Regions from separate parts of the Homo sapiens genome. Here region 2 is linked to region 1. The links are chromatin contacts, found by Hi-C in ENCODE. All regions are on one chromosome and are shown on one strand. The core of a region is the stretch at or near the end of the contact, and the rest is flanking DNA. Distances in the headings are between cores, read along the strand shown.

Evidence for each region. A loop is a pair of places that touch in the nucleus more often than their neighbours do. Pooled maps may share reads with other maps.
Region 2: a loop to region 1 is called in a map with no recorded cell type, with 2.2 times the contacts of the local background. The contact joins the promoter of SLC22A2 here to the promoter of IGF2R in region 1. A Hi-C loop is called at or near these places in 1 of 168 maps with a recorded cell type or tissue (gastrocnemius medialis), 1 of 37 single-sample maps with no recorded cell type and 1 of 50 pooled maps.

Annotation. Positions count from the first base shown.
Region 1 is chr6:159,967,335-159,971,610 of GRCh38, forward strand. It overlaps IGF2R (insulin like growth factor 2 receptor), which reads left to right and starts at 1,748. Exons shown (of 48, transcript NM_000876.4): 1 at 1,748-2,061. The coding sequence starts at 1,913. RefSeq lists silencers at 1,309-1,928, 1,939-2,218, 2,239-2,368.
Region 2 is chr6:160,257,073-160,261,348 of GRCh38, forward strand. SLC22A2 (solute carrier family 22 member 2) reads right to left here and starts at 1,749. Exons shown (of 11, transcript NM_003058.4): 1 at 1,272-1,749. The coding sequence starts at 1,685.

The DNA.
Region 1 (4,276 bases), core at 498-2,997:
GAGGTATTTTGTGTTTTTTAAGGAAGTATACTTTGAAGGTGATACTTTGAGACAAAGAGAATATTCCGCTTCACAATAATTTTTCACCAGATGGTTTTAGTATTTACTGATGGTCTTTGCCTGTATCCATTATAACACTGGAGTTGCAAAACACAAACCCTTTTTCTTTTTTTTTTTTTTTGAGATGGAATCTCGCTCTGTTTCCCAGGCTGGAGTGCAGTGGCACGATCTCTGCTCACTGCAACCTCTGCCTCCTGGGTTCAAGCGATTCTCCTGCCTCAGCCTCCCGAGTAGCTGGGACTACAGGCGTGTGCCACCACGCCCGGTTAATTTTTTGTATTTTTAGTAGAGATGGGATTTCACTGTGTTAGCCAGGATGGTCTCGATCTCCTGACCTTGTGATCCGCCCGCCTTGGCCTCCCAAAGTGCTGGGTTTACAGTCGCGAGCCACCGCGCCCGGTCACCACAAACCCTTTTTCGACGTCCACAGTTTACACCTGAGCTCTCCCTTTGACCCACTACAACACTTTCTTTTCTTGGGCAATATATTAATAGCACGGTGGTTATGTCACAGGCCTGTGACTGGCTTGGGCTCAAACCCGGGCTTTTTCACTTACTAGCTGCAAGACTAACTAGTTATTTAATTTCTCCATTCCTCACTTTCCTTATCTGCAAAACGGATGCAATAAAGGCACCCCCTCTTACAGGACTGTTAGGATTAAATGAGCTAAATCACAGTGTCCGAACACTTCAGTACTTCGTACATAATTACTTGCTCAAGAAATGTTAGCTATTATTGGGTCATGATTATTTATATGTGTTTGAATTCCAGCTTTGCCACATCCCAGAGTGTCTTTGAGTAAGTCACTGAGTATCCTTGTGCCTCAATTCCTCATCTATAAGTAGGTTCCCATCTCATAGGTTTTTAAAGATTCATGCTTACATGCTTAGCAGTGTCTGGTATGGAATAAGCACTAAAAAAGATGAGCTTTTATGATGATGATGATTACTATTTTCAGTCATGATTATTTTGTATATTTACTCTAAAAGAAAGTGAATTTTTTTAGTTCAAGACTTTTAGATTCATCGTTCTACTTTCATTGTGGCTAGCTCATGGCCATCCACGTAGTGAATTAATAAAGCTTTGTTGAGTGGCACTTGCTTGACAGCGACACTTTTGTCCACTCTTTCACCTTGCTGGATTTGTGCTGCCTTCCTTGCTGTAGGAAGCCCACGCTTGGGAAATAACATTCCCACAGAAGGTCTGAGAGGCTCTGACGGGCCAAGGTTGTAAACCCCCATGATTTGACTCCACGGGCAGTTAAAGTGTGTTCCCACCCCCCACGGATCCGCTGCCACTAGGCTGTGCGAAGGCATTTACCTCCCTGGCACTTTGATCCAAGTTCCCTATTTTCCCCTACTGGTCGATCGAGGTTGGGAACAGTTGCTCTAACCTGGGAAGCACCCGCCACGATCCAGCAGGGCGCGGTGGGAGGGGAAACTGAGGCCCGGCTAGGCACCCCCGCCGCGCCCAGCCCGCCGAGAGGCTCAGGCCCCGGGAGGCACCTGGAGCCTGCGCCCCGCCCGCGCCGCTTCCTGTCCCGCGCGCTGCGCTCACGTGACCCGGGCCTGGGAGGAGCCGGGGCGGGCGGGGGTCACCTGAACAAGGGAGTCACGTGAGCGGGGGGCGGGGGTGGGGGGGCGGTGCCGGGCGGCTGTCACGTGACGCGGTTCCGGGGCCGCCGCTGCCGCTGTCGCTGTCGCCGAGCCCAGTCGAGCCGCGCTCACCTCGGGCTCCCGCTCCGTCTCCACCTCCGCCTTTGCCCTGGCGGCGCGACCCCGTCCCGGGCGCGGCCCCCAGCAGTCGCGCGCCGTTAGCCTCGCGCCCGCCGCGCAGTCCGGGCCCGGCGCGATGGGGGCCGCCGCCGGCCGGAGCCCCCACCTGGGGCCCGCGCCCGCCCGCCGCCCGCAGCGCTCTCTGCTCCTGCTGCAGCTGCTGCTGCTCGTCGCTGCCCCGGGGTCCACGCAGGCCCAGGCCGCCCCGTTCCCCGAGCTGTGCAGGTGGGTGGCCCGCCCGGACGCAGGCTCCGCTCGCGGTGCCCGGGGTGAGCGGCCGGCGTGGGGGGCGGGGAGCGCTCGAGGAGCTCCTGGGGTCTCCAAGTCGCCTCCGTTCCGCGCCGGGGTCCGCCCCGTTCCCGAGGGAAAGTTGCCTGCGTGGTGTCCGCGAGTCCCGCCGGGTCCCGTGCGCAGGCGGGGGGCGCGGGGGCACACGCGGTCGTGGCGGTCCTGGAGCCCCGCGTCCGGCCACTTGTGGCTGTCGCTGAGTCGGGGGTGGCTTTGTGCGGAGCGGTCGCCCCGGCCCTTGGGGTCGGCGCCTGCCCTCGCGCGGCCGGGCGTCCGGGAAAGTTGGAGGCAGGAACTCCAGTTTGCTTTGTTCCCGCTGCGCGTTTGCATCAGAGTTTCGCCAGCGGGGCACCGGTGAGGCCCCTCGGTGTGGAGAGGCTCACCGGGGCGTTGGAGCCCGCAGGAATGGTCCTGGAGTTGAGTGTTTGTGGTTTCATTTGCTGATTGATTTCCCCCCGTGGGCTCATTTTCTCTTTAAAGAATATATATATATATATATTTTTAGCAGGCGGTGACTTTTGTCTTCTTTAGATTGGGGGCAGGGGGTGTCGTCCAGTGTGAGCTTTCAAGACTTGACCCTTCACTTCTCTGAGCCCAACTTCCTGCCTGGTTGCTCACATGATGTCATTGTCTCCGGGGCGGATTATTCTAGTGGATCTTGCTCTGGGAACCATGATTGTATAACCCATCAGTCCCATCGAGGGCTGTTCACCTCGCGCAACTGCTAGCAGTCCAGGGCCTGGGGAACTTCGAATTTCAGGAATTTTCTGACCATCCTTTTCTGGACTGTTTAGGATGATGGAAAATTCAGCTTTTGTTTATTTTTTTAAACTTTGGTAAAAAGGAAGCAGGATGAAAAGTTTTGAACAGACAACAGTTTCTCCCTGTTACTGTTACTTTTACAAGTTACTTTTACAAGTTACTTTTCAGAGTGAAACAAAGTTGAGCCTACTTTGGGCTGAACTTGGAGTTTGTGGTAGGGTTTATGGGGGGGGTTCTTATTTTTCCCATGCATCAGAGATAGTTTTATTAGCACCCCTGTGTTCAGAACATGCAGAAATTAGTCTAAGGAGGGTGAGGCTGATCTCACGATAGAAACTCTTTGGAAAGGCCCATATTTTTTATGCTCCCTTTTTTGGAAGGGGAAGGGTGGATGGAGGGAGAGTTTGTGACACTAGTTTAAAGACCAGTTAGCTACCCTAAGATACATAGTTACTCCAGTAACTAGTATGATACAGAGAAATGGTGGCAGCTTAAACGAGGTCAGGCTGAGAACAACATTTAGAGGAAGGCATTTTGGAATAATGGCTTCTGTGACCAAAAATAAGAAATTAACTCGCCTGGGCGCGGTGGCTCATGCCCGGAATCCAGCACTTTGGAAGGCCGAGGTGGGCGGGTCACTTGAGTCCAGGAGTTGGAGGCCAGCTTCAGCAACATGGCGAAACCCCGTCTCTACAAAAAATATGAAAATTAGAGCCGGGCGCGGTGGCACACTCCTGTCCTCCCAGTTAAGGGAGGCTGAGGTGGTAGGATAACGTTAGCCCCGCAGGTCGAGGTTGCAGTGAGTTGTGATCGAGTCGAGTTGCACTCTAGTCTGGGCGACAGAGCAAGGCCCTGTCTCAAAAATAAATAAATAAATACAATAAGAAATTAACCCAGCTGGCCTAGTGTGGTTGAAGTCTTGGTCTTGTTAACAAATTGAAGTTTGTTTTCTTCACAGTTAAGATTAAGGTGGCTTCAAGGGCAGACTGATACTTTGGCTGATTGATGGGACCCTTACTTTTGCATTAGGTTAGTCATGGCAGTGTCTTGAACCTGTGTTCACGAACTTCATCTCCAGGTGGAACACGGCCTCTTGGTCTAGTAGGAATGGCCTTTGTATCTTTACGTTTTTCTGGCCACTGTCACACGTGGGCATACTTAGCAAATGCTGAAGAGGTTTCTGAGGTTGATATGCATTGTGAATATAATAAGATCTGCCCTTTGTAGTCTTAGAATATCTTAAAAGTTGTGTTTAATTTTTCTGCCAGATTTTCTTAGGATGACAAATCTGCCAATCATTTCAGAGACGGATTTTCACCCACCTCTTTCCCTGTTACTTCCCTGTAGTTGCACATGCAGACTTCTCCAGAACCACTTGCAATCTCTACTT
Region 2 (4,276 bases), core at 499-2,998, 290 kb after region 1:
TCTTTACATAACCAAAAGGCTTGCCCTTCCATCTGGCAATTTGTCATGAAGCTAAAACTACAGCATTGGCTAAATCAGCTGAAACTGGGTAATTACTTATAGACAAATTTATTTTTTCCTTTCTAATTTCAATGCACATGCAGATAGGTGTGTGGACGTGATACAATGCAGGCACCAGGAGGTTGGGCCATTTAGCATCTCCCTGCTGTCTGTTTAATAAAAGGGGATTAGGAGTGACTGCTGAAGGCTGCTGCATTTGCTCTTATTTGGAATAAGAGGAGGTGGTCGGGTGGAGCAGGTGCTGGACCAGGTCAGGAGACCCATCTTTTAGGGCTAACCCTGCTAAGTTATTCACTGTGTGGCCTGGGGAAAAACCTTCTCTGCTTGGGGCCTCAGTTTCCTCATCTCTGTAGGAAGCAATGAGATTGGCCATGTGAGAGAGCCTCGGAGAGTTTGTGGTGTGAAGCCCATGAGCTGCCACATTTCCTGTAAATATCTGACCACTTTAGACCCTTCAAATTAGACTCTACCTACCCATCTGTTCACACAGAATATCTTCCCATTGTCCAAGCAGTCATTTTAAATTAAACTAGGCAACTGGCTCTCTCAGTATTTTCAGGTAACTTAATTCCCCTATTTTGCTTTGCTTTCAATAAAAGCAAGCTCCATTTTTTGTCTTTTTTTCTATTATATTTATTGGAATCAGGCTTCACAAATAGCTTTTGATGTCATCTGTAGTTTTTAACAAAATAATAGTGCCATAGCATGATCTCCAGCCCCAAATGATTTTATATGAACACTTTGAGGAAATTAAAGAGAAAAAATAGGTATCGAGAGAAAAGCACATCCTATCACACAGTCAGGCACAGTTCAGTTGAGTTCCACGGGCTTTCAGGTGTGTGTGGGCATCTGCGGGATGGAGGAATAGAGGGGGAGGTAAGGCTTCCAGAAAAAGAGGAGGATCCACAATATCCCTATCTTGGCAACATTTCCAGGAGTCCTAATATGCTTTGGCCTGTTCCTTATTGCTGGGACATGCACAAACTAGAATCATTATTGTCAGCATCTGAGGACGTTTTAACTAATCCAGTTATTCTCCAGACAAATTAGAAGCTGCATGTTCTCATTTGGAAACTAGGATTTTGTAAGATACATGCAGGCCAAAGAGATGTCCAGGCAGGGTTTATAAGAGCCGGGCCTTCCCTGCTTGCTTCCTTGAGAAAATCTCCACCATTTGCTTCTCCATCTGAGCCCTGAGCTCACTCTCTTACCTCGGTGACGATGGACGAGCCAGGCGTCTCGTACACCCAGCCGTCCCGGCAGGGGCCCAGTGGCAGGCGGCTCCTGTTGGTGTCCAGGCTGGCCAGGGGGTCCACGCAGTCGAAGGTGCTCTGGTTCCAGTCCACCTCGTAGCGCCTACACTGTCTTGGGGAGGCTTCGCCCGCAGGTCCTGGGCCCGGCACCGTGTAGTTCAGTTCCTCTGCAGGACTCCAGCCGCAGCGCAGACTCAGCTCGGCCACTCCGGGGCTCCGGCAGCGGTGGTCAGGGGTGAAGCCCAGGAAGACGATGCCCACGTAGATGGGCGCGAAGGTAGCCGAGAGCAGAGCCAAGAGGAAAAACATTTGCTTCTGGAAAAAGTGAAACTCCCCTCCATGCTCCAGGACATCGTCCACGGTGGTGGGCATGATCCTGCAGGCAGGAGGGCCCGAGGCTGCCCGACGTGCCCGGAGCGAGGCTGAGAGCGGCTGCAGCCAGCTCAGCACAAACCCTGGCCAGAAGTCAAAGAGGGGAGTTTACCTCTGCAAGTGACCAGCCTTCAGGGCAGGGCCTTTCCTTGGTCCAGCTGACTTCAAAGGTGCACCCCTCCAGCGGGGGTGCATGTCCTTCTGCACTTCCCAAATGCCCTGAGCTCACTCCCAGGATGCCTGTCGTGTTTATTATAACTGGTTCTCCACAGGCTTGTCGGTGCTCCACGCCAGCAGCACAAACAACCCGCCCTCTGTGTCCCACCGCAGGGAATCTGAGTGCTGGCCCATATCACAGCCCAGTAATCTTCCCGTAGTGCCCCGAGCAGCCAGGAACTTAATATACTCCTATCTCATGCGCACCGCCAGCTTTTCTTCAAGGCCCTATGGAGAAAACACACGTGTTTGGCCACAAGGCCCAGCGTGATGTGAACCAGGATCCGTGTCAGAACCCTGGTCCAGATTCGAAGTGGGTTGCAAGCCTGACTGCTGGGCTCATTCTCCAACCAACAACAAGAGCCGTCGGGATGCATGCTGGGGCTGCTTGTTTTGATGTTGTCCAGATTTTATAACTCTGCTTTTAAAAAGTGTTTGCTCCAATCTGGTATTCCTGCGTTTCAACCCTGAAGTGTCCTTCCCCTTAACCCATCTGGAGGGAAAGAGGAAAGTGTTTACGTCGCAGACAGGTCAAGTGTAAATGCAGGCAGGTGTGTCCAAGCCACTATCTTTGTGTCCTAGATTTTTCTGTCAAGGTCTGTTGGGGCTCAGAAATCCATGCCCCAAGGTGGAGGCCTCAGAAGCAAAGTCTCTCTCTCTGACCTTCTCCTGCCCTCCTGTCTCTTCTCTCACCCATCATTCTCCCCCGGGGCAAGCCATAGAACTGAGAATCCTTCTTCCTCAAAGCAGCTCGTGGAAACCAGACTCTTTTCTCCCCAAAGCCAGCCAGAAAGCCTAGAAATACCACTGTAACTTCCCCGCTGCCTTTCTGTGTAACAGTGGGCCGTAAAGAAATCCAGACCCGCATTCCAGAGGAGTCTTGTCCCCGGTGCCTGGAGGAAGGAGTGCTGCACAGAGGGGCCAAGACGGATCTGAACAGACAGGCCTTGCTGGGTTTTCCCCTCAGCCTGCGAACATGGGCTGCTGCCCTTTTTGTCCAACTACAGTTCTATACTGCCATCCAGTTTTCCCTGTATCTGTGGGTCTTCATTCTGAATGAAGGCTCCTGTGTCATGTAAAACGTGATCAAATAAATTTGTCATGCTTTTCTCTTGTTAACCTGTCTTTTGTTATAGGGGTGTTGGCCGTGAGCCTTAGGATAAGGAAGAAAGGGATCACCCCTTTCTGCTCTCACACATCAGGGGCATCTCTTTAGGATGATGTTGTTGCATCTAAATGCAAGACAAACAGGAAATTTGTCTTTCCTGGTGGACAAAAGGATTCTTAATACATCGTGATCCTGCCAAGTAGAGAAGGTGGCCTGCTGACATATCTGCAAACTAAATACCAGAAAGTTAACCCGATTTTCCTTCTCCTTCTTTTTTCTATTGGATAGTCAGCAGGTGTAATAGCGTAGTCTAAAAGGAGCGACCCACGGGGTCTTTCTCCTTGCCGCAGCTGCAGGCTTCTTATTTTCTTAAAAAAGCAAAAAGCAGGGCGCCGGCAAGGACATCCATTGACCTCCACTGCGGCTGTGTTGGGCACACAGAGGCACTCTGCTTCGTGGTGCCCTGGGCTGCTGCCAGCCCCGTTTGCTCTGAGCTGAATGAGGGGGCTCAGTTCTGTTTAGGGACTTCCCATTCGCAGCCAGCATCGTGAGTGCATGAGCCGGAAGCCAAGGCTGCTCTGTCTGCACCTGTTCCCCGTCAAAGAGCTGTAGGAGGGCGAGTTAAAGAGTTAAAAAGTGACAGAGGTTGTCAAACTTTACTCTACCCCAAGGGCCAAGAGATGCTCCTGACTGCCTCTTACAAGAAATTTGCAGACACGTGCACTTGGGTTTGACTCACTTAACATGTCAAGACATCAGATCTTCACGTCATGAGCAAGGGGCACAAGGTAAGGGCCAGAAGAGCTTTGCTGGCCAATGGGAAACAATGTTGAAATTTGCTACAAATTACTTAGAGGGAACAATCAGATAAGGAGAAGTTCAGACCTCAGGTTGCTTACAGCAATGCGTTTACACAGTCATTCAACATTGTTCTGTGGATGCACGAGTCACAGCACAGCTGCCATAAAATCAATCCCATAAGGTGACAGACCCTACAGAGAAGCCACATGGGCAGTGAGCAACTCAGGGAAAGAAACCACAGAGAGGAGGGGTAGACACCCTACGGTTTGAGTCCAGGTATCTTGGGAAATTGTCACTTCTTTTATGGGGGTGCTTACATATTCAGAAGCATGACTGGAGTGTAATCTGATCATTTAATCCATATAACCTGGTAATATATTATAATTAATGTCAGAAGTATTTCTCAACCTCTTATCAGGTTTCTCTGCAATGTAAATAAATATTGCCCCAGTGTACCACCCTTTCT